Linked DNA regions of Mus musculus: regions 2, 3 and 4 are each linked to region 1. A link is a loop called in an ENCODE intact Hi-C map of the cell type or tissue named here. Cell type or tissue: gastrocnemius. All regions are shown on one strand. Region 1 holds the start of Gm51621 (a long non-coding RNA gene). Region 2 overlaps Col5a2 (collagen, type V, alpha 2). Region 3 has its middle 14 kb from the start of Gm23216. Region 4 holds the start of 4930521E06Rik (RIKEN cDNA 4930521E06 gene).

The links. Peaks named below come from ENCODE experiments on the same cell type or tissue, not always from the same donor. Only the 100,000 strongest peaks of a DNase experiment are listed, where the experiment ranks them.
Region 2: it touches region 1 in a loop (5-fold over the local background); 30 of 42 quality-filtered maps call a loop at or near these places.
Region 3: a loop joins it to region 1, with 2.8 times the contacts of the local background. A loop is called at or near these places in 7 of 42 quality-filtered maps.
Region 4: it touches region 1 in a loop (13-fold over the local background); 29 of 42 quality-filtered maps call a loop at or near these places.

What each region holds. Positions count from the first base shown.
Region 1 is chr1:45,761,770-45,769,769 of GRCm38, reverse strand. It overlaps Gm51621 (a long non-coding RNA gene), which reads left to right and starts at 4,664. Exons shown (of 2, transcript XR_003947815.1): 1 at 4,664-4,820. It also overlaps the pseudogene Gm8307. In gastrocnemius, a CTCF peak has its summit at 3,411 (motif pointing right); DNase peaks (open chromatin) are centred at 280, 1,937 and 3,422; H3K4me3 peaks cover 573 bases; H3K27ac peaks cover 4,463 bases.
Region 2 is chr1:45,427,474-45,435,473 of GRCm38, reverse strand. Col5a2 (collagen, type V, alpha 2) reads left to right here. Exons shown (of 54, transcript NM_007737.2): 6 at 529-582; 7 at 5,466-5,576. Among named protein-coding and RNA genes, the nearest start is that of Col5a2, 72 kb to the left of the region's middle. In gastrocnemius, a CTCF peak has its summit at 3,394 (motif pointing left); DNase peaks (open chromatin) are centred at 3,368 and 4,840; H3K27ac peaks cover 1,907 bases.
Region 3 is chr1:45,668,019-45,676,018 of GRCm38, reverse strand. No RefSeq gene overlaps it. Among named protein-coding and RNA genes, the nearest start is that of Gm23216, 14 kb to the left of the region's middle. In gastrocnemius, a CTCF peak has its summit at 3,071 (motif pointing right); a DNase peak (open chromatin) is centred at 3,068; H3K27ac peaks cover 2,670 bases.
Region 4 is chr1:44,742,847-44,750,846 of GRCm38, reverse strand. It overlaps Gulp1 (GULP, engulfment adaptor PTB domain containing 1), which reads right to left. Exons shown (of 11, transcript NM_028450.3): 4 at 6,302-6,373. It overlaps 4930521E06Rik (RIKEN cDNA 4930521E06 gene), which reads left to right and starts at 5,898. Exons shown (of 3, transcript NR_040602.1): 1 at 5,898-5,915; 2 at 6,611-6,691. In gastrocnemius, a CTCF peak has its summit at 4,972 (motif pointing left); a DNase peak (open chromatin) is centred at 4,972; H3K27ac peaks cover 385 bases.

The DNA.
Region 1 (8,000 bases):
AAAGGAAAGATAAAATTCATTTTCACAAATTTGCAAGAGCTGTTGGTGCGGGACTTATTCTACTATGCGACTAGCCTGGGACACAGTGTAAACCGCCGCCTCCGCCCAGGAACCAGCAGTTCTTCAGAAGTGGCAGCTCACTGAGTTGCGCTGCGCAGACCCCCAGGAATCTCCCAAGCCCATTGGCGCAGAGGGAGAGTCTCTCTACAGAGCCACTAGAGAGGTGGGTAGTGAGTGAGTTGGCAGTTGTAGGAAGCAGGCACACACAGACACACGGGCACGGTTACAGCAGGTCCACATGGCGGTAATGCAGGAGGTAGGCTGTGCAAGCCAGAAGTCAGCAGTCTACTTCACCAACTGGTACTGATTAATAACCTTGACCGTTTGGTCATCAATTCACAGCCAGCCATTAAGCCCAATCTGGAAGATGTCCGTAATGTAGTGGCCGATTGTAGCGCTGGCACCATGAAACCACTGTGAACAGCCTCTACGTTCTGTGGCATTTAAAATGTTTATTTTTGAAGCCTGGAGAAAGCCGTTCTCTGCTGATCTCCAAGTCCACAGTGTCGTCAACGTTCCTGACCAGCTTCTGGCATCTGCCTGTGTTCTCACCGACGAAGCACTTTAGGTGGAGCACGAGGGAGGACTGGGGGAAGCTTCTCTAGAATCACTCTGCGGCTGACTTTAATCTCCTGCTCGGTTTTGGTGGTGTAACCTTGGATAGACTCTCTTGCCACTAAACCTTCCAACCCATCCTGAACTGTGCATATCTTGTCAGATAGGATATCCAACTGCAGCGAGAAAAATGACTACAGAGTGGCGGACTCCTTGGAACTCTGCTGGGTGTACACTGAAAATGCCAGTGATAGGTGTGTCTGGACGAAATCCGCCGCCTGTCAGGCGACAGACATCTTGTTCTTGGGACCCACTTGCTTGCAATCGTCCTCACTGACCACACTGGTGTCTTCCAGCTCCTCTATCAAGTGGCTCCCAGGCCAATTGGAAACAGAGTGCTACTCATGCGTGGGTGAGAGGAGTTTAGTCGGGCTCAGCATCTCCTCATGGAGTCCACTGAGGATGAAACCTAGGTACTCCTTGGCGTCCTCCGGTCGGCCCTTTTCAGGTAGGCTCGACTTGATGACTGTCTGTAAATGTATGTGGGTTCAAAGGCAGCTCCTGGGTGGAGTTATTTTATCCCCGACAGCTTGGCGGGGCTCGGGCGGTAGGGGCATATTAATAAACTTATTCATGAGCCGAACGCATCTGGCAGTTCATCTTCAGCCTGTATGCTATACAGAGTCCCACTGTATGGAGGGGGGAGCTCACCTGAAGAGCAGGGATCACAAAAAAACCAAACCAAACCAAAACAACAACAAAAACTCTGAATTCATCAGGGCTGAAATAGCCAAAAATATACAGTGGGTGTGGAGGGCTTTGGCGGCCGGTCTCAATGAGGTTTGGAGCTGCTCTGGCTTCTCACGCTGCGTCTCTCATCGTCTCCATCTCGCCGAGCCTGTACCAAAGTACTGCATTTTAACATTTAAAAAATTATTTTGATATTTTTCCTTTCTCCAAACTGTCTTCAGATTCTCCTTACCTACCCAGCTCCATGCTTTTTTCCTGCACAAGATTTCCAAAAAGCAAACAAATAAAAAGAAAATCAAAAAAGAGTGAGTCAGATAACAAGAAACCAAACCAACCAACCAACCAAACCAAAAATCCAAAAAACCCAAACCAAACCAAACCAAACCCAAACCAAAAAAGTGAAACAAGAAACACCCCTACCCTCCACAAAACCAAAAACCAAAAACCAAAAACCTAAAACAAAACTTTAAAACAAAACCATGGAGTGTTGGCCAATTACTTCTGGGCATGGCGCCTGCCCTGGAGTGTGGTTGCCTATCCAGCAACACTCAGTTGGAGAAAACAGAGTTCCCCTTTGCCAGAAACTGTCAATTGCAATGCTCCTTGCTTAGGGAGTGGGACTTGTGTCCACTTCCAGGTCTCCATGCTGGGGTTTTGCCTGGTTTGGACTTGTGCAGGCTCTGAGGGATCTTTAAGGACTGCTGGCAGGAAGCAGTCTGGAAGTAGGAGGACTCAGTGCCCTCTGACTAGCAACCGGAGGCCCTGCTTTTGTCACAATTAATAACATATGTGCTTACCACGTTACCATTAGGAAAACTCGTCCAATTACAGTGTGACCTTTTTCCGTGCTTTTTTAGGGTTGCTATTTTCTCTTGAGGGCTATGTAAATGTCTCCCGTTGTTTCACAAGAGCGAGGATTGAGACGTTGTTATTTGAGCTTCATTCTGCGGATTCTTTATTCCTTGTGGTGCTCTGGCACTCCATTTAAAAAAAAATAGCATCTAGTAAAATCAAGTCCACATTAAACTTTCTATTAAAATTATCAAGCACCTTTTGAGCAAGTAGATCAAATTTTGGAGTTTCATGTTTGCTCCTGAGCCTCATTTGTGTCACAGGAGTCCCAGGTCTTCAGTCCTTGTATAACCCTGTATTTCCAAGATGATTATAGTAGACTGTTGAAACTGTGTGTGAGGCTGTGTTTTTTTTTTCTGTGAAGTTTTCACTCTCGAGCACACCTTGTCAGAACAGAGCACCCCAGTAAAATACCAAGAGAAGGTTTCTCATCTGGGTAAGCCTCCCCTGCCCCCTCTTCTGGAGATGTGGTGTTCACTGGCTGCTTTGCTTTGATTTCAGGGTTCTGTAGGTTTAAATTGCCTAGTAAGGGTGAAGGATTAGAGACCATGACCTACTAGAACATCTTCAGTTTTGGAGATAGATTATTTTCATATAAATTCATAGATACTTATGTGACCAAGGGAGTAGGTCGACCATTAAGCAAATGCATGTCGAGTTCCTGTGACTAGGGTAATCAGTTTAGTAAAAGTCAGCTATAAACCCTCTTGATTTACCTTTGTAATCCCTTTTCTTTCTCTTGATTTAATAAATTTCTATGCGGGTTGGAGATGTCTACCTTTATTCTGCAACCTACACAACTCCCTTCCGTTTGCCAGTCATAGCCTTGCCTCAGTAGGTATGCGGCTTGCCAGTTCTTTTCTGTGTTTTCTCGAACCTTCTTAGTTTCTGCTCACAACATGTAAGTACTTTTAATGAGCTCATTGTCATCCAGTTTTCCTGTAACCCTTGAACACATTAATACTTGGTTTCCTCATGTTTTGACCCCAGAAAATAAGTTCTCCATGTGCTGTTCACTACTACTGACTGTTTTCCTTAGTATGCAAACTATCTGTGAATAGAGTCTAAATTACAAGTCCTTAATCGTTTTTTCACATCTGAAATCTGAGGCGAAGAAAATGGCTTCGGAAACAAAATCAAACCACTGCTTAAATTCTTGAACTACAGCTGTAGAGATACAAGACGACCACATGGGGGCAGCAGAGGCACATCATTATGTTCGAATATTTGCGTAGCTACTAGAAATGAGCCTATTATCAAGCAGAAAAGTTATTATGTTTACCTAATTAATGAAGAAACTTGGTAAAATGAAATAGAGTTGGCATTTCTTAGTTCGAAGTAAGGATATTATATCTTTGGCTTTTTAATTCCCTTTCTAGAGAAAAGTATCTTAAGTTCTATAATGTTTCCATATCGTAACCAAATCCTTCTCCTTCTTGGCCTTTCTCTCTGTCTACTATAAGAGTTTCCTGAGAGGTAGGATGGTGTTTTGTGACATTTAGATTTTGAGAGTGGGGGTCACTGGTGGCTCACAGGATATTATGCTCTGTAGGAGGTGAATCTCTACAAACCCCAGCTGGAGATAGGGCATGTAGCTTTTTTGCAGACAGGCTGCGTTTTCGGCATGGTGCCTGGGTTTAATTTCCATGTGCAATGTCATACTTCAACTATGTAAACCGAAACAGATGTTTCTGCTCTGAGAATGCATTTGGCTCATGAAAGCATCATCCCCTAGTCTCTTCCTCCATTCCCACTTTATTTTGAAAGCCCTTTTGAATAGAAGAGGCCTCTAGAGAACCATCCAGTGTGTTTGACCTCGTTATTGTGAAGCAATTCATTCCTGGGAAACAGTTGCCCCAAATAAGTCTTGGAATCTGTTTGAAATTTCCTTAGCACCAGCATGTTTTTCTTTCCATCTCTATAAACTTACAGCTTTGTCTATTATTATTATTTAGGAAGCTCAGTAATGCAAGTTTTACTAAAACACAACCTAGATTGTTCTGATCTTATCACTTAGGTAATAGTTCTGGTTCCTATTTTGCAAGGTTAATGGGAATAGGTGTTTGTACAATATGTACACGACTTCTTAATTGCTCCCATTTGCAAATATTAAAGACCAATAACGTTATGTGTATTTTAAGTATCTTCCAATTTGGTTGATGATCAACATAAACACATTTCTAATCTTGTGATGATTTATGCTTCTAGTAATTTGCCCCCCAAAGTAAATTAACTAGAACTATTATCTTGCAGTACTGGAAAGGCCGCATGTGTGCTCGGCAAGAACTTTACCACTGAGCTATTGCATTAGCCCTCTCTTTACTTTTATTCTGACATAAGGTCTCACTAAGTTATCTAGGCTCATCATAACCAGCTCTGGTGCCCAGGTAGGCCTACAACTTGTGATCTTTCAGCTTTATGATTTGCCTATCTCCGAGGAGCTGGGATGGCAGATCTGAGCCAACTATCTTCTTTTCTCTCAGTTTCCTCCTCTTATTCCAGTTTCCCTCCTTTCCTTTCACTTTTCAGAGATATTTGTTGATATGTGGACATCATGGATTATGCCGATAGGAGCTTCTTGGGATACTGAGGCTGCCAACAATGTGAGTTCAAAACCTATTTGGGCAATGTAATGAAACTGTCTCAAAATAAAGATACTCAGTGGTAGGGTGTTTGTCTATAAATGGGAAGTCCCAGGGTCAATTTTTAGTATGAGGGGAGGAGTAATTAAAGGTTTTCACTCTTTTAAAAATTTTCGTATTTTTTGAGACTGTCCTACATGAGTATTGTATTTGTGTTATTTCCATGCTCCTTGCACCCCCTCAGACTCCCATAAGTCCCCCATTCCCTCTAACATTGCATGCATGCTTGTATGCGTGTATGCATATGTGCATGTGTGCATGTATATATGTGTGCCTCTCTCTCTCTGTGACTAATGAATGAGTCTCTCTCTTCCTCTCTCTCTCTCTCTCTCTCTCTCTCTCTCTCTCTCTCTGTGTGTGTGTGTGTGTGTGTGTGTGTGTGACGAATATATGAGTCCATTTAGCTTTGTTCAGATGTATGTATGTTTAGGGCTGACACCTTGGTTGGATAGAAGATTCTTGTTCATAAAGAGCATTGAATGGTACAGTGATGAAACACATAGAAATAAACCATAATTAAAATCTCTGACAGGAAAGAAGCAGTATTCTTTCTGAGGTACTAAGAAGCACTTGATGCTGTGGTTTGGGGATTTAAAGAGAGGGGAGCTGCCCTGGCAAATGAAGGCAGAATAGTTTCCTGGTAGACAAATAAAATGTGCAATAGCTTATGGAGCACAGATCAAGCTCTGATATGGGTTCCTAAAGCTTTCCCAAGGCTCCATGGAGATGACATGATGAGAGCTGAAAAGCAGATGAGGCCAACAGTCATGCTGAAAAAAACTAGAAATAGGAAAATAAAACTTTCTTGAATTAAAAACAAAGAATTAGAACTTTAAAGTATATTGATTTATGTTATTACTAGATAATTATGTAGAACTTTCCATAATGAAAATTTAAATATCTGTATCAATAATGTGTTACTTTCTAATTGCATATAATAAAATATATGAGGAGATTAAAAATTTAGACACTATCATGTGTATTAACACAAGTTTTGTGTTGTTATAGACTTGATCTTATCCCAAAGGTTGAGAACTGACTGCTTTGTTATATAAACATTGAAAAAAACCCATTCATTTATAATTAATCATTCAAGTTCACCTATAGCTTCTTAATTCGGAAGCTAAATTTTAGTAAAGAATGTTGCAGTACCCAGAAATAGTGCTGTACTAGAGGGGAAAGGACCACTTGGCATTTCTCAGTGTCTAGTTTGATGAGTGCATGGTAGGTATATTACCCACAACCAAGGAACACCTCGAGTACCCAGACAGAATGTTCCTTGCAAAGTAAAACCAAATTTACAATGTTCAAAAATAAATTTTTGAAACCCAATTCAAACTTGGGTTTTGTATTGCTTGTTTTGTATTTATTTCAGTCTCAAATCAGGTATCTTTGAGTCTTGAATGCCTGAAAGAGAAGCAAGTTATTGTTGGGACTCTTTCTGGACATCTCTAAAAAGCGTTAGAAACTCATTCTTATTTTATGTATCTGCTTCTAAGTTAGGAAAAGAACTCTTTGTTTGCTCACTTTTATTTAGTGCCTGACACCAAACTTGATTTAGGTTTTGCTTTTTCTGCCTGAATTATAATTATAATACAAATGTGCTTTATGCATGCTTGCCTTTTCAAAGTTTCCATAAACCATGGCTTGGGATAGAAAACAATTTCAAAATTCTGTAGGTTTTCTAGTTTGATCTAATGATTTCATAACCCATGAACCTCCTATTATTTAACTTACGGAAGTCTCTGAAAAATGATAGGTCCATTAAATATTTTTGTCACATTTTCAGTCCTAGAAAAGGGTATTTTAAAGTTTATGTTTTACTTTTTTCAAAAATGATTTTACATCTTAGCAGTAAAGGATAAGTTTGAAGCAATTAAGGGCTAGGGAAATCTGTTTTTTTTTTTTTTTGTTTGTTTGTTTGTTTGTTTGTTTTTTTGGTAATTATTAGTTTGCTATTCTCTCTCCCAATACGAAGTAGAAAACTAACTCTCATGTTAATGATTTCTCAGAGCTAGTATGAATTAATGAACTCACTCCGTAGACCAGGCTGGCCTCGGACTCAGAAATCTACCTGCCTCTGTCTCCCAAGTGCTGGGATTAAAGGCGTGTACTACCACTTCCCGGCTTGATTCTTTAGTTTTAATTGGGCAGTTAGACATGTATTTCCTGTGGACTAGGGTACATAGCCTAGTAGTAAAGGTAGGGCAATAAAAATCAGAGTGTAAGGTAATTTCTATAAGTCCATGACATCAGAATCTATCTGGTGCCATTTTGCTAGCAAAATTTTGTCTTGAAACAAACACAACAACTATCACAACAAAACCAAAAATACAAAGGAAGTATATCTCTGGGTAAGAATAGACACCGGGAAGTAAAAGGTTCTACATAAGACTTCACTTTTCGAAGAAAGTGAAGACCAATGCAGGTTCTCAGATCAATGACCGCATCAGGAAAACGACCTTTGCAGAACATTTGGTTGGAGCTCTCTCAGTTATTCTACTCGGCTTTATTATTTCCAGGTTAAGTTTCTTCAACAAAATTTGAAAGGATCAGTTAAATAAAGAATCCAATTTGTTATTTCAAAACACTGCTGCCTCACCAATATGCCTGGCTATCTCAGGACAGTGTGAGTGGATAGTGTTACAGTTTACACAAAATGCCCTGGCCACATGTGCATCTGTGACCTTGTTCTACAGGAAGTCAGTGACATGGGCACGGTGAATCTATCCTTCACGGCTTCTATTCAACATCCAGAAAAGTAATGCAAAGCAAAGGTGATGATGAAGGTATATAGGAGTCCTAGAAGTCATGTCACTTCACCTTAGGCATTACTATTAAAGGCAACCATAGTCACTAGGGTTATTCTCTTTATGTTTCATACCATATAAAGAGCAGTTGCAGATTTTTCAAGTCTGATTTGAATGTAGTATGTCAATTCTTTTTTTCATATTAATACTATCTATGCATTTACTTTTCTCAATATCACACTCTCTGAGAGGAAAAGAAAAAAAAGTGGCCATGGTCAGGCACAATAGTGCATGTGTGTGTGTGTATGTATATGTATGTGTGTATGTATGCATGTGTGTATGTGTGTGTGTGTGTACTTGGCAGGTATATATTTGGCAGTGTGTTCAAAGT
Region 2 (8,000 bases), 330 kb after region 1:
GACATAAAACTGACAGCAGCAGGCAGACCAGTGATGACTGACCCAGAACATTGTGAACCTGTTTGAATGCACATATTTTACCAGACAATTGATAATTTAGGATCCACACTTTTATGCAAGTCTCCACACCTGAACTCATTTTTATTTGTTGTTGTTGTTTGTTTGTTTGTTTTTTTGTTTTTTGTTTTGTTTTTGTGCCTAGATCTTAATGGCCAATGATTCACACTAGGAGAAGTAAAAATGGTGCTTAAAAAGACACAATTAGTTTTTACCCTAATATGCTTACTTACACAGCATCTTTCTTTATGTGTCATCTAATTCTTTACAGATCTTCAAACTTCACTCTTAATTCACTCTGCCCTTTTGTGGGTAAAGTAATCATACACACAGACTTTGCTGTCCAGTCTTCCAGTGCTCTAAATTGAAATGTGATGTTTCTGTGTCAATGTTCTTATATCAATTGAATCCTTAAAATATCATTCGTAAATGTTTATGTTCATAATCCTCATTTATGCTCTTATGCTCTAGGGCCCCCCAGGATCACAAGGACCAAGAGGGGACCGAGGCCCTAAAGGAAGACCTGTAAGTGTACATGAAATGAGCTGATTTGCACTTTCTACCTTTGAGGCACTGTTAACAATAAATTCTACAAAATCTATGTTCGTGAAATGATCTTTTAGCTGTCCAAATTCAGAGCAAATTACTGCATGAAAATTATTGCCCACTGTTTACTAGAGAGATAGTATAACTGAAATCACTTATCCTTTATAAAGTCAAATTAAAATCAATTTAACTTAAGAAACAGGGTTAGTGAATTGTGGTGAGATCGCATGTTATCATTCATTGGTAAATAATGAGAAGAATGTGTAGCCAAGGTAAAACACCCGAACTCTATGACTTTTAGTTAGCAGTGAAATACACAACTGGATAGAGGAAAAAGACATTAATTAATGAGTAAAATTTACACAGAAAATTTATTTACTTCTAGTGTCCTTAAAAGGCATCTAAACATTTCACCAAAAACAGAACACTTTTACAATGGAGCTGTCATCAGGGATGGAATTCATAGGCCTGTAGGTGAATGACAGTTCCCCCAAGCAAGTTGGAACCATTTGTGGTGGGAAGAAACTACATTCTCTCATTCTGCTGTGCATTCTCCATTGCTGTCCCACTGAACTACTTCACAGAATTAATAGTTTAAAAGCTTTTAGCTCTTCAGGTGTCACTAGAGAATGAAAATGATAGGCAGAAGGTGAATTCAATTGGGTGGAGTCAGGGTGGTTACACAGAAAACATATTTTACCAATGTACTTGTACTACACACACACACACACACACACACACACCTCTATCTATCTGTCTGTCTATCTGTCTATCTATCTATCTATCTATCTATCTATCTATCTATCTATCTATCTATCTATCATCTATCTACTTATCTATCTAGATCTAGATATTTGATGACACTGCCCAATGACACATGGAAGTTGCTATGAAAATAATGATTGCAGATTCAGAGTTTCTGGCTAGAAAACTATGAGTTTAATCCCTATCCCCTGTCCCTTTTTTTCTTTCATAGCGAGGTAGTTGTTTCCTCTCTTAGTCCCACGGGAGAGAATGTTGATCAGCTATAATTCTGTGTTTGGGTATAAAAATAAAAGCAGCTATTTAAAAGAGTATAGAGCAACTACTACTGCAGGTGACTTCTTTCTTCTTCTTCTTCTTCTTCTTCTTCTTCTTCTTCTTCTTCTTCTTCTTCTTCTTCCTCTTCCTCTTCCTCTTCCTCTTCCTCTTCCTCTTCCTCTTCCTCTTCCTCTTCTTCTTCTTCTTCTTCTTCTTCTTCTTCTTCTTCTCCTTCTCTTCCTCTTCCTTCTCTTTTTTCTCTTCCTCTTCCTCTTCCTCCTCTCCTCCTCCTCCTCCTCCTCCTCCTCCTCCTCCTCCTCCTCCTCCTCCTCCTCCTCCTCTTTCCAACTCTCCCCAAATATACTTCTCTGTTTCTTTGAGAAAAGAGCAGGCTTCCCAGTGATATCAACTGAACACAGAGTAACAAATGCAATAAGACTAGGCATAACCCCTCAGACCATGGCTGTATAATGCAACCTGGTAGAAGATTTTTCCCCACAATCAGGTAAAAGAGTCAGATGCTCTCACTCTCACTGTTAGGAGTCCAATAACAACAGAAAAACCCCAGTTAAACAACCACAGCATGTATGCAGATGCCTCATTAAGGCCTTGTGGTTGCTGCTTTTAGATTCTTTGAGCCTGGGCTAGAGAGATGGTTCAGGGATTAAGAGCACTGACTGCTCTTCCAGAGATCCTGAGTTCAAATCCCAGCAACTACATGTTGGCTCACAACTATCTGTAATGGAATCTGATTCCTTCTTCCGGTGTATCTGAAGATAACTACAGTGCACTCATCATATTTATAAGACAAATAAAATCTTTAGATTCTTTGAACCCTTGTGAGCCCTGTTTAGTTGATTCTGTAGACTCTGTTCTACTGGTGTCCTTCATCCCTCTGGCTTCTACAATCATTCCTACCCCCCTTCTTGTATGAATACATTCCTCTGATAGTCTGAGCAGTGGTAATATATGTGATTTGTAGTTTTTGCTGATTATCTTGGTATAAATACCATCACTAATTTCTAGCTACAAGCATATCACAGAATACTGATAGGTAGAAGATTTTGATTCATAACACAATCCTCCTTGGATATATTTGCTGGATTGAGGTCTTTACTGTCACAATAAGGAGTGGTATAAAAATAATTCCAGTTTCTAGTACTATCAAACAATACAAATCATTTACATCATGTAATGTGGTTTCTCAACTTTAACACTATAAAAGCCTTGAACCAGATAACTCCTTATATGTTGTGGGATTGTTGTCAGTTCTACCTACCAGATGCCAGTAGCAACCCTCATTTCTCTTCTAATTGTTGCAAATAAAAATGAATTGATGCTGCCAAATCTAGGCAAAATTGTACTGGATTGAGTAGTAGTAATTAGATAGAAACTCATGAAGCCAGTGACCACCATGATTCTGTCATCAAAAGTCCCTGGTTTAGAGTGTATTATTCAAATTGCTTCACACTCAAAGGTTTTTAGTCTAGAGTACATTATTATCCAGGTTACTTCATGTTGACAAACTCGTCATTTATCTGGAGATGAACATTCAATCATATGTTAAGTACAAATTGCATGTGACACCTAAGGAGTCACCTGTGCAGTGAAACATGCACCAATTATTGCAGCTGTAACATTCCATAATGTACCCATGTGAGTGGTTACGTGTGCAGGACTTTGTGCAATCAAACTGCTAACCCGCAGGAGGTACAAAGTTCTTGTGGAGTGTGCAGCTTTTCTTCATGTGAACGTTTAAAGTTTGCCACCTAGTGGCCATCCACAAGTACTTTTATGCAGAGTGCTGCCTGAGAGTATTCTGGGGGATGGAAGAAAAATGATGATACACAGAACATTTCCTTCCCCAACACAAAATTTATATGACTAACTTTAATTGGAAATATGAAATGTATTTTAATGTATCCCCAATTATAGTTTATTTTTATTTTCATCAGCAAAATGTCTACATAATGTTTTTCTTATTCTCATTAAATTTCATTTTGTTTTAGAAAAATTTCATAAATGTTTATTAATTTAAATCTCAAATTGTGCTAGACCAAAACACAATGGATATTTAAAGGCGATTCCAGGAGACTAGAGAAGAGTCCAAATCAGACCCAGCTTGGTATCTGATCCATCTTAACCAACGAATACATTAGCAGTTTAGAGAGTTAAACTAACCAGATCTCTTTTGGTTCACATAAAAAAATAAATATTTTTTTTCTGTTTTTTGGAACTGTTTTTGGAGTTAACATTTTATTTTATTTTATTTTTTTAAGATTTATTTTATTTATTATATGTAAGTACACTGTAGCTGTCTTCAGACACACCAGAAGAGGGCGTCAGATTTCGTTACAGATGGTTGTGAGCCACCATGTGGTTGCTGGGATTTGAACTCTGGACCTTCGGAAGAGCAGTTGGGTGCTCTTACCCACTGAGCCATCTCACCAGCCCCAACATTTTATTTTTGTTACCTTTTTTGTATATAATAACAGTTATCATTTAATAGTTTAATTGGGGGGCAGTGAGAACCATGAATAAGCTCAAGTACTTCTCCAGTGTTCTGGTGTAGAGGTAAAAGGTGTCTACACACTGTGTGATCCAGGAGCCTGACTCAAAAGCTGGAATCAGCTTGCTCATGCCTAAAGAAAGAGCTTAGCGAATTGCCAGTAGTTTAGGGGCAAGAAGGAGGTTGATTTTTTAAATGTAGAAATATTTTTCAAGAAGTTTTGAATTTTCTAGACTGACTTTTCTACCTAAATACAAAGGCATAAATGGCTTTTTTTTTTTTTTTTTGGCCCAATACTGAAAGACATGGATTCTTGAATATAGCAAAGTATGGTTAACCAGCTGCTTCAGCTTGTTAATATTGCTGCATTATTGGTCCTAACTGTGGGCCAAGAAGAGCTACCCTCTTGACTAAGAATTAGAAGCTTCCGTTATTTTTTAACAGCAGCATACCACTTTACTTAAACTCCATGTTTAGTGATAAAAGTGAAATTATCTGGTGACTAATGTGTTCTTCTCTTTCTTATCGGAACTTATTAAGACTTTTAAGATTAACACACAGACACACACACACACACACATGCATGCACACATTCACATGTCTGATGTGAATGATGAAGCTGGGAGATGTAGCTTTTTCAGACTTGAGGACTTGGCTATTTCCCAAGCTGTCCTCAGAATGTGGGTTAGGAGGAGGGCGGGGCTTGGCAGCATGGCTTAGTGATCACTCCTCTGAGAACTAGACTCTGCTGGATCACAGTGCCTTGCCTCTGAATTCTCGTTGGTCTGGTTGACCACTTGGGTGAGAAGGAAAATAAAATGTGCCAGACTTAAAGTATAGAAGAGTGAAATGGGCAAATGTTATCCACAATGTTGGAGAACAACCATGCACCAGATATTCTGCAAGTCTTGTGTACTTTGGAAGATGAAATAGACCAAAAAACTCTACTGAGGTCTTTTATACTTTTGGATAAGATAGGGTGGACTCGGGTTAAGCAGGCTCTTTCTAGTTAACTATAACATGTTGTAACAAGACAGACGAGTGAATTTAGAACCTGTTTTTAAAATTCACATAAGCATCAAAATCTCACCAAACAAAGCTCATTCTAAATGCTGCTAAAGTGAAGTGATTTTCTGATTATTCTAAGATTTCATACATCAAGTACAATTCTTACCAAGACTACATTTCCATAGCAGAAGTGCTGGACTGTGTTGACACTGACAGTGTTTAGATTGTCTGTTTGTAATTATCATGACTGCTATCTAAAACTGCTTTTAGCTTTCTACGGACACATTTTAAGATGGTTCTAATGACAGCTGGTTTTCTTTTCTAGGGTCCTCGTGGTCCTCAGGGAATTGATGGAGAGCCAGGTGTGCCTGGTCAGCCAGGTGCTCCAGGGCCTCCTGGGCACCCCTCTCACCCAGGACCTGATGGCATGAGCAGGGTGAGTTGTGTGTTCTGGTTAGTGTAACAACTAGGTTACATGAAAGTCATTAATTCATTCTTATGTTATTAGACTGTATCAGTTCAGAGGTTGATGGCTTACTCCAAAACCTGTATAGTAAATGTGGACCTCCTATGAACAACAGTGAAACTGATAAATCCATGATAGATTGTTGGAAAAACACAAAGTGTTATTTTCTGAAGGCTTGTATCAAACTATTTGCTTTTATTCCAAACCTTTGGGTATCCCATCCCACGGGATTCAGTTATTTGTGGGTGCAAGGGGGAACGCAAACCTGGAAGGAAATGGGAGGAAGAGAAAGAGAAACAGGAGACCAAGAAGATGGTACCTATCAAGGTCTCGTTTATTATGCTGAGGTGCCTTCCTTTTAAAGCATACATCATGGGGAATAGGGGAGGGGTCGAGGGGGAATTTTACAAAGAACAAAGAAGTGGGCATCTGCTGACATGGGGGCCGAAGTCAGGCGCCAGGCAGAGGGCACTCTGCATCTTATCTCTGGAACATAGATCCTCCTTGACAGCCTTGGGTGTCAGGCCAGGCTCAGGCGTAACTCATGTCCTTGGATGTCATGGGAGTTCAGGAAGAGATAGGGAAGAGGGGACTATAATTCAGCTTTTACAGCCTCAGGTTCCAGGAAGGGAATAGGGGGGAAGGGGGTGATAACCAGCTCCTAGCACAAGGCCATTTGGCCTGTTAGGGAGATTGTGAAGGGCTCACTTTCTCATGGGATGGTCTCTGACATTTGGGTTTTTTTGTTTTTTTGTTTGTTTGTTTTTTTCTGGTTGACCAAGGCACTGTCCACACAATGAACTAAAGAACATACATTTCTGTCCTGCTGTTTCCCAGACTACAAAAACACTGACAAAATCAATCCTCTGGGAGAGGATGCATGTCTATGATGATGGAAAGAGCAGGAAGTTGTACAGACTCTTGGGGCAGACCTTTTTGTCATCATGACAAATGCTGACAAGAAACAGTTTAAACAATAAAGGATTTGTTTTAGTTCACAGTGTGAGAAGTTTCCATCCATGGTTGCTTGCTCCATTGTTTCTAAGTCTCTGCTGGGGCAGAGCATTATGGACTAATGTGGGGAGATTAAATACTCCCCTTCTCCCTGGCCAGGAGAGAAGACAAATAAAGGAAAAGGTTTTGGAAAAGACATAGGTCTCAAGAACATGCCCCCAGTGACTAATTTTATTCAGCTAGACCTCATTTGTGTTTCTAAATCTCTCATCAGTGGATGGAGTCATTGATCAGGCAATTCCATAGACAAGTTACTTCCCAACAGTCTACTTGTAAACATTACACTGGGAACTAAGATTTTATTTTTTTTATATTTATTTATTTTTGAGATGCTCCCCTACCCCTATGAGTTTCAGATTTTCATTCATTCTTCTGGTCATCTGGCCTTCTTTCCTGTCCTTCCCCACACCTGATCCTGAAACCACCCCTATTCCCCTTCCCATCCTCTCCCTCACCCAGTCTCCTTCCTCCATCTTCTTCCTATGATTATTTTATTACCCCTTCTAAGTGACAGTTAAGCTTCCTCACTTGTGACTTCTTTCCTGTTTAGCTTCTTTGGGTCTGTGGAGTGGAGTGTGGGTAACCTGTATTTTATGGCTAATATCTACTCATAAGTCAGTACATACCATACATGTCCATTTGTGTCTGGGATACCTCTCTCAGAATGATATTCTCAAGTTCCACCAATTTGCCTACACAATTCATGATGTCTTTATTTTTAATAGCTGAGTAGTATTCCATTGTGTAGATGTACCACATTTTCTTTATCCATTCTCCAGTTGAGGGAAAATTAAGTTGTTTCTGGTTCGGGGTTATTTTGAATAAAGTTGCTATGAACATAGTTGAGAAAGTGGGGGGGGGCAAGATTTTAACACAGACCTTTTTTGGGGGGGTATGTTGGTGGAGCCACAGCCAAACCACAACAGGATTACAAATATTCCTTAAATGTTTATATCCTACTTTAATCAAATAAAATGCTTTGTTCTGTCTACGCAATTGAACTCTTGGTGGAGGCATATGCTACTTAGTATATCACATAGTACAGGTCAACTTATGGAGTCTGAAGATTATTAGTATTTTACAACTGTTCATGCATTTGCTTCTAATTGAAGAATGGTCTGCTTATTTTTTGAACAATACAGATATTTCCCCACTATAATCTGGAAATTAATAAAGCTGCTGAAATATAGTTGAACAATTTTGGCCAGTTTAATTGCCAGAGTATCTTAAAGGTCATAGAGAATATTTAAAACTGTTTCCAATTTTTGGAACAAGCAGAAATTGATTGAAATGATTATGAAAATTTTGTCAACTTACATTAAATCGTTTTTTAGGTTATTTTCCATGAGTGAATAAAGAACACCATTTACTTAAAATGGA
Region 3 (8,000 bases), 94 kb after region 1:
CCAGTCTAATTCTGGTGAATAATATTTTCTCAGCAGTCTCCTGGCCATAGAGTATCAAAAGGCAATGGGAACATGTTGTAAAGTGCCTTGATGCCTGGAACAATTACACTCTGGAAACATTGTCTTGGCTGGCTGAATATGACCACAGCCACAGCTCACTCTGCAAACAGAATTAGTCATGGAGAGACTGTCGAACAGCATTCTGCAGAACTTTCTTGTTCAGGTTCAGCGCATGATATCATGTTGTGCCTTCACACCCTGGAATGATATTGATGCCAAACACTAGGCATAAAATATAATGTAGGACTTTGCTTTGCATGGTTAGATAAGAAGTCTTTCTCAGTAATTGCTGACTGTTGTCTTTGTAGAGTTATTTTATGTACATGTGGGTCTGTATTTCAGGTTTATCTTTTATTAGTATTTTAATATTATGAAAAAACATAAATTATTGGTGTCTATAGAAACACAATGATCTCCAGTTCCTTCATGTGCTTTTGTGTCTTTCTGATCTTTCATCTCTCAGTATTCTTCCCATGAAAAAAATTACTTTTTGTTCCCAGTGTACATATACCTTGTGATTTTTGTATTTTAATTTATTTATATGCCTGTATTCAACCAATTATGTCTGATTTTTTTAAATTTAAAAGTGATTATTTATTTTTGTTATGTGTGTATGTGTGGTTGCCTGCACGTCTGTTTGTGCATCACACATGTGCCGGATGCCCACAGAGGCCAGAAGAGGGAGTAGCAGCCATGTATGTGCTGGGAACTGAACCCTGGTATGTCACAAGAACCACACGTGCTCTTAACTGAGCCATCTCTCTAGCTTCACTTACCTGCCTCTTAAAATTAGGCTGATTTGTAAGTATGTTCCTTGTGATGAGTAATTGGAGAATTTATTCACAAATGAAGAACAAATGTTTATAACAGAGATGAATCAACTAGGTAATAACAAGACCACACAGTACTTTGGTATAAAATCTAATTTGGCTGCTAGTACTCATTTTTTTTTCTTCTATGGGTCCACTCTTGTATCTGGCTTTTTTTTTTAAGACTATCTTTCCCTGTAATTTTCCAAAGGCAATTTTCTTTCACTGAAAACATCAGTGAGTAAATCTGCAATTATTGACCACTTTTGAAGGCTGCTGATGGTTTTGCGATCTGATGGAAGAGGTAAGTGTGCTCTAATGGAAAGTTAGAGTGTTTTCTGCTCTATACAGATACTATAACCTAAAGTATGGCTAAAGCCAAGTCACTGCCTCAAATTAAGGAAACCTCAGAAATATTGTTCATAGTATTAATTAATTGTTCACATTATTTATAAACCAGTACCATCAACCAGTACTTATTGAATATTCCCTTATACCAAATACAACTCTGAATATTGTAGCAGACATCAGCTAGACATCCAAATTGGTACAACACACAGTGACACATAGATAGGGATTTTTCCAACTTTGGTTTTAGTATCATTCTGCATTCAGTTAATAAAAACATTTTCTTTAAGTTGAATATGACTTTTATATATCATTTGTTCTATCATTTACTGCATTTAATCTTTAGAAAACTACTCTTTTAGTCTGTTTTCTGAAAGAAAAGCTTTCTTTCTTGAATGCTTTTGCCCCAGAGCTTCTGTAATGTCACTTCAGGTTTGTATGGACTAGCTGAATTTCATGCCCAAACAGCTGCATTTTCTTTGTGCAGGCACATGTGTGTATTAAGGTACAGGCAGACAATGCATAATGATGCTAGAATATATGGCTTTTATGTTTTAGGAGGGCTAGGGTATGGTCCAAAATATGAGAAATTAAGATAATTTATGACAGGGAGTGGCAGGAGATTATCTTACTTATTGACTCCATGTTTTCTGACTCTGGGAAATTCCTTGTATTTTCTGAGGCTTGTTTTCCTTGTCTTTGGAATACTGTGAATACCAGAAATAATATTTGTTGAGCACCTTGTAGAGGGAAATCATAGTTTGCACTAAACGCGTAGCTAATAACAGAATCAACGACTGGGGGTTAGCAGGGAGAGTAAGATCTTCCTGCCAGAGGCAAGAATCTGTGAGGTGCACATGGATACTCCATGTTTCTGTCCTCCACAGCAAACCAGATCATCTATGAGGTGCACGTGGAGACTCCACAGTTCTGTCATCCACAATAGACCCAGCTGGTGCAGTCTGCATGTAGCTATAAGATGAATTCATAAGCAGGTAATCCATCTGCCATCCTACATATAGTCCAATCTTTTCATTTTTGCAGCACTGGAACATGAGGCCCAGAGAAGTATAATTTGCTCAAAATGCCACATTAAGTATGGCAGAAATCTTTGAAAAGAACTACAAACTCAGGAATTCTTTAATACAAATATTGGTTGTGCTCACCTGCTTTCACAGTAACTGAATTCATTATCATTCTGCATTTTTATAAACGAGAACCGAACTCCTTTTTCTTTCATATCTTTTGCTCTACAGAATTGAGTCACATTGAACATTTTATACTGGCAGTTATTATTTTAAATGTGATGTCTGATTCAAACCTTATGTTCATTAGCTTTCAGAAAAGTAAAAAAAAAAAAAAAAAAAAATGCCCGAGGGTCAGCAGATGTTGAAGGACGTAGGTAGACAGATAATTAGGAAGTGGTTTTCTAAGTAAGGGTTACCCTAAAATTTTATGCACACTCTCCTTTGATCTTTGGACTTTTTTCTCTTTGGCCTGCGTATGATGCTGGAATCCACTGTAGCTGGCAATGGTTTAATTAATCCTTTTCACGGAAAAGTTCATGTTTGCTAACAACTACAGAATTCATTTGAATTTACTTAGCTAAAGGGGAACATGATGAAGAACGATAGAGTGAGGTCTTTGTCTCATCACTTACAACTCAGCCTCCACTGTTTTTGTTTGTTTTAGTTACATTTTCAAACATTCCCATTTTCCCATGTTCTGTGCTCGCCTTGGGAAACCTTCTAATAGCATAAACGACAAACAGGAGTTCCTGCCTGCTGACTCATCAGTTCGGTTTGGCAGGACTCTACTTGCAAATGCTGCAGCAGGCCACTTTCAGAGTAAGTCCCTGGCAGCAGATGTCACTGTTGGTCTGTCTAACTCTGGGGCCTTTCCTCACTAGTGGAGCTCATGAGCCTGACCTAGTCAAGCCTATATTTCAGGGAGCATGGTTTTATGAAACATTTAATAGTGGCTCGTGGGACTGATTTAAGAGTCATGTCTCGATCTTGTTTCATTACACAGTATTTTAAATACTGTTATTTTTCACTTTTGCTTCCTATGTTCTGGGGAATCAAATTCAGTACCCTTGCATGCTAGGCAAACATTCTGCCACTGACTTATACCCTGCACCCTTGTTTATTTTGAGACTGAGTTTCACTGTGCATTCCAGATTGGTCTTGAAATCTTGGCTCAGCCTTGTGAGTGTTGGGGTTACATATGTGCAACACTAGCCTCCATTTTTAATAGAGATCTTTTCTATTAACTTGAAATGTTTTTCCTTTCTTCTCTCTTGGTTCATGTTGTATATTTTATTTTTGAGGATTTATTTATTTTATGTACATGAGTACTCTATAGCTGTCAGACTCACCAGAAGAGGGCATCGAATCCCATTACAGCTGGTTGTGAGACACCATGTGGTTGCTGGGAATTGAACTCAGAACCTCTGGAAGAGCAGTCAGTGCTCTTAACTGCTGAGTCATCTCTCCAGCCCCGTGTGTATTAAGAATGGAACATCTCTCCTTCTTTTCTCTCAACTGTGCTCATTTGCTCATGTGTAAATCCCTTGATGACCCATTCTGTAAGAGATTTTTTTTCAACATCAGTTTTGTACCCACAGTTTTACTTAGTTTTGTGAGCTGTCTATCTATACTGTCTGTTAACCTCTCACATTCTTTCTTCTACTTACTCTTCTCTGGGATTCCAGGACAGTGACCTTAGAAGTCACATACCTCAGACTCAGCTTTCTGAAAGCGTTGAGTAAGACTTGATACTGCAATGTGAGAGTGGGAGAGGGGGCAAGGCATTCTCCAGTCTCTATTTTACTATTCTGTTCAACCACTAAGCATCAGTTTGTGATGGTAGCTGTAGGGTAGTCCCAGCCTCTTGCTTCTATTGGCACTTCTATAAGAAGTCTCATAATTTTCTCTCAGAGGAACCCACTGCCGGCAGCAGCATACATCCTTTCTTCATAGTACCAGATGTGAGGCACCTCCTGCTATCTCCTAGGTTCTGTTTATCTTTACCCTTTGTTTCCTGTGTCTCAGGTCTGTAACTGCTTCCTAAGTTAACTCTGTGTCTCTAACCTCCATTAAAACTCTGTGTTGAAAACCATGGTTTTCTTTTTTCTTTCTTCATGACTTGTTTTTAACGTAAAAAAAAAAATATATATATATATATATATATAAAGTAGCAACATCACATCATGTTTTGATTAATATTTTTTCTGCTTGTTACACTTACAGTTTGTAGGTTGAACTCTAGGTATTTTGTACTTTTTGGCTAATATCCACTTATCGATGAGTACATACTATGCATGTCCTTTGGGTCTGAGTTACCTCACTCAGGATGGTATTTCCTAGTTCCATCCATTTGCCTGCAAAATTCATGATGTTCTCATACTTTAAAAAAAATGATTATTTTATTTATTTACACTTCAAATGTTATCCCCTTTCCCTGTTTCTCCTCTGCAAACACCCTATCCCATTCCCCCTTACCTTGCTTCTATGAGGGTGCCTCCATACCCACCCACACCGGCCTCACCAACCTAACATTCCTCATACTGGGGCAACAAGCCTTCACAGGAACAAGGACCTGCCCTACCATTGATACCAGATAAGGCTCCTTCAGCTCCTTTAGTCCTTCTTCTAACTCCTCCATTGGGGTCCCCGTGCTCAGTCCAATGGTTGGCTGCAAGCATCCAGATCTGTTCTGTCAGGATCTCTCAGAGCCTCTCTGGAGACAGTTGTATCAGGCCCCTGTCAGCAAGTACTTCTTGGAATCCACAATAGCCTCTGAGTTTCGTAACTATATATGGGATGGATCCCCAGGTGGGGCAGACTTTGGCTGGCCTTTCCTTCAGTCTCTGCCCCACATTGTCTTTGTGTCTCCACCCGTGGGTGTTTTGTTCTTCCTTCTAAGAAGGACCAAAGCCTCCACACTTTGGTCTTCCTTCTTCTTGGACTTTACGTGGCCTGTGAATTGTATCTTGGGTATTATGAGCTTTTGGGCTACTATCCACTTATCACTCAGTACATACCATGTGTGTTCTTTTGTGATTAGGTTAACTCACTCAGAATGATATTTTCTAGTTCCATCCATTTGCCTAAGACTTTCATGAAGTCATTTTATTTAATAGCTGAGTAGTACTCCATTGTGTAAATGAGCCACATTTTCTGTATCCATTCCTCTGTTCAAGGACATCTGGGTTCTTTCCAGCTTCTGGCTATTATAAATAAGGCTGCTATGAACATAGTGGAGCATGTGACCTTGGAACATTTTTTGGGTATATGCCCAGGAGTGGTAATATGGCTGTTTAAATAATTTCTAAAACATAATTACACTGATTGACATGCTAAAGTGGGTGGGAAAATCTCACAAGGACCCAGGTCCTAGACCCATAGAAGAACTACTACAGGCTAGTGTTTGCTGAATAACATGAAATCAGTCTTCTCCAAGGACCAGCCATTGATGTGTGATCCAATAACAAGTGATTAGTCATAAATATAGCCATAAATATTTAGGAAAAAATCCTTGCTCAAAAGTTAATTAGAAAGCCAAAAGTCACTCACTTGAACAAAGAATACTGATATACAGAGAATAAAGTGGGAGGCTGTGAATGAAGGAAAAGTGGCTTTAAGCAGTGTATGATATGCAGTGTGTGGAAATAATACAATAAACCTCACTAAAACATGCAACTAATACATATTTAAAAAAAACAGAAGATAAAAAAATACAATTTATTTTACTGTATACACTCTTTACAAATGTAGGTTCTCCTAAAAAGCTTACTCTTTAAAAATGAAAGAAGGAAATTATTTCATCTTCTTTTCCCCCCATTAATTAATTTATTTATTCACTTTACATCCTGGTTGCTGTCCCCCATGCCCCCTTCCCCCATTTTTCCCCCTTCTCCTCTGAGATGGTGGAAGTCCCTCCTGGGTATCCCTTGACCCTGGCACAAGTCTCTTCAGGATTAGATTCATCCTCTCTCACAGAGGCTCTGGCAGATCCTGACCAACAGAGATGCAGATGCTTGCAGCCAACCATTGGACTGAGCATGGGGAATGAAGGAGTTAGAGGAAGGACTAAAGAAACTTAAGGGGGCTTATTTGGCATCAATGGGAGGGGAGTTCCTGTGAAGGCTTGATGCCCCAGAATAGTGGTGAGGCGGGAGTGGGTGGATGGGTGGGTGGGGAGCACCCTCTTAGAATCAGGGCAAGGGGGGGGGGTGGGATAAGGGATCTGCAGAGGGGAAACCTGGAAAGGGTATAACATTTGAAATGTAAATTTAAAAAGATGTTTCCTTAGGGGGGAAAAAAAAAGAATATGTCTTGTCTCCTAGTAATGTCAGAAGCTACACCCATAATGTCACACCATGACTGCCTAAATATGAGGTGAAGGACAAAAATAATAGACATGCTTCAGTGGGTAAAGACCAGGAAGCTCCAACACTAGACAAAAAGCTACAGACAACTAAGGAATGATGATATCAGGAGAAGGTATCTTCCCCAAGGAAGAGGCCACCTATTGCTTATCCAATACAAAATGACCAGCCCTGGAAAACACACACACACACAAATAACATTATACAGATAGAGTAAGTTGTAGTTATTTATTTAGAAATACATGGGGCTGGTGAGATGGCTCAGTGGGTAAGAGCACCCGATTGCTCTTCAGAAGGTCTGGAGTTCAAATCCCAGCAACCACATGGTGGCTCACAACCATCTGTAACAAGATCTGACGCCCTCTTCTGGAGTGTCTGAGGACAGCTACAGTGTACTTACACATAATAAATAAATAAATCTTAAAAAAAAAAAGAAATACATATAATTTTTCTGAAAAGACCATGAATTTGAATGGGAACATGGAGGGTACATGGCATTATTTAGAGGAGGAAAATGAAGGGTGAAATGATCTAATTATATTATAATTACTGAGAATTTAAAAATTACTTTTAAAAATAGAGATTAAAACACAAAGCTTAATACTCATTATGCAGTTGAAATGTCATACAATATCAAGGAAATATTGAACAAAATTGGTTATTAAATAAAAGATATAAACATGAAAATGAATTTATAATTTAAATTTTTAATTTTTATATGAATAGAAGGAATACAGTTTCAAGGGGAAAAATTTTAAAAATCAAAGACACTTTGAAAGAGACAAAGGGGTATCTCTCACCCACAAATGCACTCATGAATATGTAGAGAAGTTTTAAAATGTGATGAATTTTTACTTCAAACATGCTTTCTTTTTTTCCACATACTATACATCACTATTTTTGTGTCATTTTTCCATGAGAATCAGAGGAAAAGACAGAGGAAAAGATAATTTGAAAATTGTTCTTTCTAACTCTATGAAGAATTGAGTTGGAATTTTGACAGGGATTTCATTGAATCTGTAGATTGCTTTTGGTAAGATGGCCATTTTTACTATGTAAATCCTGTCAATTCATGAGCACAGGAGATCTTTTCATCTTTTGAGATCTTCAACTTCTTTCTTCAGGGACTTGAAGTTTTTGTCATACAAATCTTTCACTTGCTTGGTTAGAGTCACATTAAAATATTTTATATTATTGGTGACTATTGTGAATGGTGTTACTTCATTAATTTCTTTCTAAATCCAATTACTCTTTTAGTAGAAGAAGGCTATTCATTTGTTAGAGTTAATTATATATCCAGCCATGTTGCTGAAGTTGTTCATCAGCTGTAGAAATTCTCTGGTAGAATATTTGGTATTGCTTATGTCTACTATCATATCATCTGCAAATAG
Region 4 (8,000 bases), 1.0 Mb after region 1:
ACGTATCTGTTTAGGAAGAAAAAAAGAATTGAAGAAATGAAGAAAGGAAAGAAGGCTGATGTTTCACAGAGTGGGTGCAGGAGAGGGGAGGTGGGAGGAGGGCAGAAGGGAGGAAGGCTAGAGAAAGGGGCGTTCCAAAAGAGGAAGGATGAGAGGATGAGAGAAAGAATTAAACAGTGTTAAAACAACCTTGAGTTCTCACCCAACCCAAACTCCATTTTGCACCCTTATACACCAACAGTTAGGAAACTGGATTACAATAAGCAGCCTGGAAGCTATAGTTGCTGCACCCATGCACTCAGGACCTCTTCCTTTTACATCACATTTGCTACATTAAGGAGCTAAAGGGGTCTGCAATCCTATAGGTGGAACAACAATATGAACTAACCAGTACCCCCCGGAGCTCATGTCTCTAGCTGCATATGAATCAGAAGATGGCCTAGTCGGCCATCAGTGGAAAGAGAGGCCCATTGATCGTGCAAACTTTATATGCCTCAGTACAGGGGAACAACAGGGCCAAGAAGTGGGAGTGGGTGGGTGGGGGAGTGGGTGGGGGAGCGTGTGGGGGACTTTTGGGATAGCATTGGAAATGTAAATGAAATAAATACCCAATTAAAAAATGTTTTCCATTTGTGTTTCATATATATCAGGGTTTCCCTCAATCTTGTGACATGATTGACAAAATTATGTGTTTTAAAAATCTTGTATATACTATTAGACTCACTCAGTTTATGTCTTCAATAGTTTGATAATATCTCTGTGCTTTTCTTCTAAAGATCAAACTCATTGCTCACAAACCTTACTTTCATGCTCCCATATTAACTCTCCTTGATTTTCATACTTGTGGACCTCCTTGTTTCTCTGTCTCTGTCCCTGTCTGTCTCTCTCTGTCTCTGTCAGTCTCTGCCTGTCTGTCTGTCTGTCTCTCTCTCTCTTATCTCTCTTATTTTTTCAAGACAGGGTTTTGTTTTTGTTTTTGTTTTGTTTTGTTTTTTTGTAACTCTGACTATCCTGAAACTCACTCACTCACTCTGCAGACTAAGTTGGCCTTGAACTCAGAGATCTGCCTGCTTCAGCTTCCTGAGCTCAATAAAGGCATAAGACACTGTTGCCTGGATATTCGGAGACTTCTTAACTGTGTTCAGAAATATTTCTAATTCAGGAGTGCTGGGTGACAGTGCACAAAGTGATGCTTACTTCTCCTTAGCTATATTCTTTTTCTTAATTATTTTAATGTAAATACTTGGACGTGTGTTTTACATGTAGGAGCTTATAGGTCAAAGGTTTTGTGGCTGGGTTTCTCTCTCAGCAGCTTACAGAGTACCTTCCTGTACAAAAGAGAGTATATGGATAGAGAGGCTCGAAGTAGGTACCAGTTTGACATTTCCAAGTTCAATAAGGAGTGTGAGTGCTGTACTCAACAATGGGATTCTGCTGTCCATTTGTAGAGAACAACTCCTCTTAGCAATGGCAAACTAAACAGGCTGTTTGGGAATTTCCATGGGAACCCCTTGGCTAACAATTCAATTAAATGCAGCTCATTCTGGCCTGGCTAAAAGAGACAGTCAGCTGTGACTATGACTATGGCTATGGCTATGGCTATGGCTATGGCTATGGCTATGGCTATGGCTATGGCTATGGCTATGGCTATTACTATGGCATATCCCCTATTACTAGGAGTCTTCATTAAGATCACATCTATAGATTCCAGGAAATTTCTTTCCACTGCAGAAGGTTTCCACACCACTACCCAAACATGCTCCAATTCCAGCTTTTCTACCTATAATCTCTCCCTCTACCCCATGGCCATTCCTTGTCACTTTATTTCCTGCACCTATCTCCACCTGCAGCTTGTCTATTCTATTTCTCCATCCCAGGGAGAACCCTGTTTCACCTCTAGACCCCTTCTCTTTGGGTTGGCTATCATTAACTTATTTATCATTTATTTAAACATTTATTATTAAATCTATATTTTAATATAATATTTATTTAATTTTATTTAATGATTCAGTTTAATTTAATTAATTAATGAATACATGCCATATTTGCCTTTTGGGATCAGGAATACCTCATTTAGGATTTTTTTTTTCCTAGTTCTATCCATTTGCCTGCAAATTTTATGGTGGTGTTTTTGTAACAGCTGAGTAATACTCCAGTGTATAAATGTACCACAATTTTGTTTTGTTGTGTTTTGTTTTGTTTTGAATGTGATTTATGTTGAGGGACATCTAGGTTGTTTCCCGTTTCTACCTATTAGAAATAAAGCAGCAATATCCTTATGGTAGCATGAAACATCCTTTGTGCCTATAGCATAGCTGGATGGTGAGGCAGATCAGTTTCTAACATTCTGTGGAATGCCCATATTGATTTCCGTATGTTCAAGCTTGCATTGCTACCAGCACTGGAAACGTAGTGCCCTTCCCCACAACCTGGATAACGTGAGCTGTCATTTGTGTTATTCATCTTGGCGGTTCTGAGAGATGTAGGATGAAATGTCAGAGTTGCAATTAATTTGCTATTCCCTGATAGCTAAGGATATTGAACACTTATTTAAAATTTTCTCAGCCATTTGAGATTCCATTACTGATCATTCTCTGTTTAGATCCATGCCTCATTTTTAATTGGAATATTTGGTTTTTTTGTTTGTTTGTTATCTCTATTAGATGTGGAGTTGTTAAAAATCTTTCTCCATTCTGTAGACTGCCCCTTTGTCTTACTGATGGTGTCCTTTGTTTTACAGAAGATTTTCAGTTTCAGGAGGTCGCATTTATTAATTGTGGATCTTAACACCTGAGCTATCAGTCTTGAGTTAATAAAGTCGTCTCTTGTGCTAATGCATTCAAGGCTATCCCCACTTCCTCTTCTATCAAGTTCCGTGTGTCAGATTTTATGTTGAGGTATTTAATCCACTTGGACCTGAATTTTGTGCAGTGTAATGAATATAAATCTATTTTCCTTCTTCTACAGACACCCAGTTAGAGCAGCATTATTTGCTGAAAGTGATTTTTTCCCCAGTATGTAATTCTAGCTTTATTATAAAAATAAGGTGTCCATAAGTTTGTGTATTCATATCTAGTAATTTAATTATATTTCATTGATGAATGAGTCTGTTTTCATGACAACAATATGTAGCTTTATTAGTATAGCTGTGCAGTTCAACTTGAAATTAGCAACACAAAGACATACAGTGGTTCTTTTATTGTTCAAGATTTTTTTTTTTTATTTTTAGCCATCCTGGTTTTTTGGGATTGTTTGTTTGTTTGTTTGTTTTTGCTTGTTTCTTTGTTTCTGCTTTTCCATATGAAGTAGAGAATTGTCTTTTTCAGGTCTCTAAAGAATTGTCTTGGCATATACAGCAGAGGACTACTGGGTCTGGGTTTATTCAGAGAAGATGCACCTAACCCTCATGAAGACAGGAGGGTGGGGAGGAGGTATGGGATGTGCAACAGTCAGAGGGTGGACCAGGAGAGGAATAAAATCTGGAGTATAAAAATAAATAAATAAATAAATAAATCCCCAAAATATGAAAAAAAAACTGCAATGAGAAAAAAAAGAATTGTGTTGGAATTTTGACAGAGATTTCATTGAATTTGTAGATTGCTTTGGTAAGATGGCCAGTTTTACTATATTAATCTCACTGATCCATGCGCATAGGAGATCTTTCTATCTTCTGATGTCTTCTTTAAATTCCTCAAAGACTTTAAATTTTTATAGTACAGGTCTTTCATTTTCATGGCTAGAGTTACCCCAAGATATTTTATATTATTTGAGGCTATTGTGAAAGGTATTATTTTCCTGATTGTTCCTCAGTCTGTTTGGCATTTGTATATAGGAGAACTATTCTTCTTCTTCTTCTTCTTCTTCTTCTTCTTCTTCTTCTTCTTCTTCTTCTTCTTCTTCTTCTTCTTCTTCTTCTTTAATTAATCTCATATGCATCCACTTTGCTGGATACTTTGCTGGTGTTTATCAGCTGTAAGAGTTCTCTGGTGGGATTTTAGGATCACTTATGTATCCTATCATATAATCTGCAAATTATTTGGCACTACTTTGTGTTTCTCCTACTTAGTTGCTAAATAATTGCTAATAATCATGGTTTTTGTATATAACTAAGTTCTAGATAACTGGTCAGTTGAATAAAAAGTAAAAGAAAAACAGAAATACGGTACACAGAGTGAAATACAGCGCTGAAGACCCCGGCTGACTAACATGTCTTGTCAGTATCTTCTAAAGGCTATATATCACACTGAAGCTGCTTTGTGTGTATAAAATGAGCTTCACCCACTAGGGCCTTTCAAACTGGGTCCATAAGACATTGATCCCAATGTTCAGTGTGTACTCATACAGAAACATAACAAATGGTAAACACAAATTGAGTCCTGGTATTTGCCCTGAATGTACTGAACCAGACCCCTTCTGAAAACGAACTTTATTATGACAGCAGTGCTAAGTTCTTTTAGATACCTATCATTTTCTTAAATGTCAGCTTAAGCATAAGTAAACAGGAAAAAATTCTGTTTGTTTCAGCAAACAGAATATGGGAACATTTCAGTTATTACACAAATCATTACATTAAAGTTTACAAACTTGGAATTCTCTACAGTCACAGACTAGTCAGCATTCAAATCTTTAGAAGCATTTTGCTAAAACTCAAGCAGATACCATGAGGTACAGAGGTAGGAAAATAGCATTGTTGAAAATTTGTTACGATTTTCATCACCCTGCATTATGTTTATATTTTGAATTATTATCAAAAGTCAAAAAAGCCATTACATTTAAAATGCAAACTTTGAAAGACTTTGAAAGGGGAGTAAATATAAATAGCATTTTTAATTACATGAGAAAAATCTGAGTATAACAGTATAATATATGTACAAACGAGTCAGGAAATATGGGTTTGAGAAAAATAAGCAGAAAATCAAAATGAGGTAATGAGCAATTGGTACTTTCTATTTCTAGTGGAGCCACAGCGCCACCATCTGGTCTCATCTATATGACAGCAAAATTAAAATATGTGTAAATATTGATTGTATCATAGCTTCTGATAACAGATACAACATAAAAGAAATATTAAAACAAATTTACATAAAAACCATTGTCTTCCTCATGTTCACTAGTAAAATATTCTCTCCTAATATATACATATCCTTTCCTGAGAAACAAATTTTTCAGCCAAAATATTTGTTAAATGCATATTGTGAGAGATATACATTTAATAAAACCTACTGCCCACTAGGTGTACATTAAAACTCTTACTGCTTTCCATTATATTCCACAATATTATTTCAGTTCTAAGTATGAAATTATACAGAAATGTCATATAATACATATAGCCATAGTTTTAAAAGTCATTGAAGTTCGTTTCGGGTATGAGATATGGAATGAAGAATTCCCAAGATATAAAGGAATGTTGCCAATATAATTGTTCTTTTAAGACACTTTCTAATTTGAATAAATATTAGGTAAAACACCTAATATTCCCATGGAATAAATGTATGACCTGGAAATCAAAATTAGAATAAGATTGTGCCTCATGCAGTAAATTATGGGAGTAGCCACACAGAAGAAAAGCTAACTTTGTGAATATAAGTCTGTAGACCTCTGACATCATGAGGATACCCATTATCTTGAAGGAAATACCCTAGCTGTAAAATCTCGGTGGGGCTGACTGTTGAGAAGTGAGCTATTTCATAAGCATGCTTGTGGCAAAAGGGTTTCGCAGGAAACTTGCAGAACATGAGTTTTGGGGGTTGCATACATTTTACTCCATAAATTACTCATGAATATTTGGGGTGTTTATTCAATATTTTCTTCTGCTTTCTTAGTCACACAAGCTCCCCTAAAGCTGCTCATTGGCATGGCCCATTAGGGTATCCTTAGTATTCTGCTTTGGAATGAACACTAACTGTTTTCAACTGGTAGATATGATATCTTAATTGTTAGAGATTTATATAAAGTTCCTACTAGTTGTGATTTAGAGCATGGAGTACATATTGTCCAGGACATAGAAAGGGAGATCACTGACTATAAACATTGATTGAGTTCTGCCTTAAAAGTCTTTAGTTACTGTAAGAAATTATACTATAGAAAAATATATTACGTACAGAAAAATAATTGCATGAATATGTCTATAATTCAAAATGTCTCCCTGAACAGGTGGTATTTATTTAATTGTAATTTAAAGAGAATTTAAGTTATCTTTTAATTTAAGGAGTAATTTAAACAGATATCTATGTTTTAGCTTCTGCCAATCTGTTGATGACACAAGATCATTACACTAGCCGTTTCTCTGAAGAGCTCTTACCTTCAGCTTCCTGACAGCATCTCTCACAACTTCTGTTCCCTTTGGCTGCTCCACTTCGGTACTGCCAAGAAACTGAACATGAGCATCCATGAGACACAGACTTTAGTAAACCCATCACTGAACCCTCTGGAGCTGATAGTGTGTATGAGAAAGTTAGGCAAAAATTCAAACCCAAATCTTAATGAAGGAGAACAATTGTTGCTCAGTTTCTATATACTACATGAAAATGCATTGACTATTTGCAATTCTTATTTTTCAAAAGTTATTTTTCTTAACATGTCATACCTATGTTTTTTTTTTTATTTGAAGATTCTTACTGGAATGAAAAGTGAAATTATTTCATTGGGATAAATTATTTCAAAGAGATAAATTCAGTCTCAACAGTTAAGAGTGAGTAAATGCTAACTCTGTACTTGCTAATCATACTGGCTTCACGTTATCAAAACTCCTTTTTCTCAAGGCTAAAATACAATCGGACTGATGTGCACTAATGAAAGTTTAAAATCATAGAATATACAAATACATGCTTTGATTAGGTCCTAGTAATAGTTCTCAGTTTGCAGCAGAGCCAGAACATTTGTACATATCAGAGCTTCAGAGCTGATTAAAAGGTGCGTATTTAACATTTAAACCAAGAATGTACCATGTTAGATCATGTAAAGGATAAACGGTTCAAAAAGAAAAGAATTAACAACAACCAGTTTTTTTTTTTTAGATCAGAATTAATCCATATAGCAGACTCTTTTTCTCAAGCTCTCTGAATATTTCAAAGCCATTGGCAGATGCATCACTAACGTCCTATTAGCAAGGAGAGTGGGAAAAGAAGAATTTTTATATGCAAACAAAACTTGAGCTAGGAGGGCATGCCATGTCAATTCCAGACAGTATCAATAACTGATAATAATTTTATAGAGTAAGAGTCATACTTTGACAGAAATGACAGGAGTCATAAATATTATATGCAAATATACCCCTATGGGAAAAATGTGGACAAACTCCAGAAGATTCATAGTAAATCCATAAACATCAATACTCCAAGACTGTTTTAACACCACTTTTGATAGGCTTTACCTTTAAGTAAGCTAATGGTATTGAATGAAAGTACGTCTTAATGTAGACCTCGCTACATTAATTTTATCAAATTTTACCTTACATAGTTAAAAAATACACTTAGAGCCTATCATCGTTCCTTATCCCTGCACTCCCTGCACTAGAAAGATTGAGGCAGGGAATCATAGGCCAACCTGGGCTACATAGTGAGTTAAAGACCAGCACAGGCTACAAAGTAGAGCAAGTACATACATACACATACATACATACACACTCACATACAATACACAAACACATACACATTTATATACATATTTACATACAAAATACATGCACACACATACATGTATATATATTCACACACATATGTATACCCATATATACTTATACACATATACATATACACAGAGGCACATACATGTTTAATACATACAAATACATATAAATACATACGAATACATACAAATACATACAAATACATACAAATACATAAAACATAAATACATAAAACTTGATTTTATAACTGAAAGGATTTACTTCTTATATTTCCTCTTCATTTTCAAATTTCAAAAGCTGTAATCCCTAAATTAAGTACACGCTACTTATGTGCATCCCGTGTTCTTTATAAAGTATTGGTGAAACTCAAACA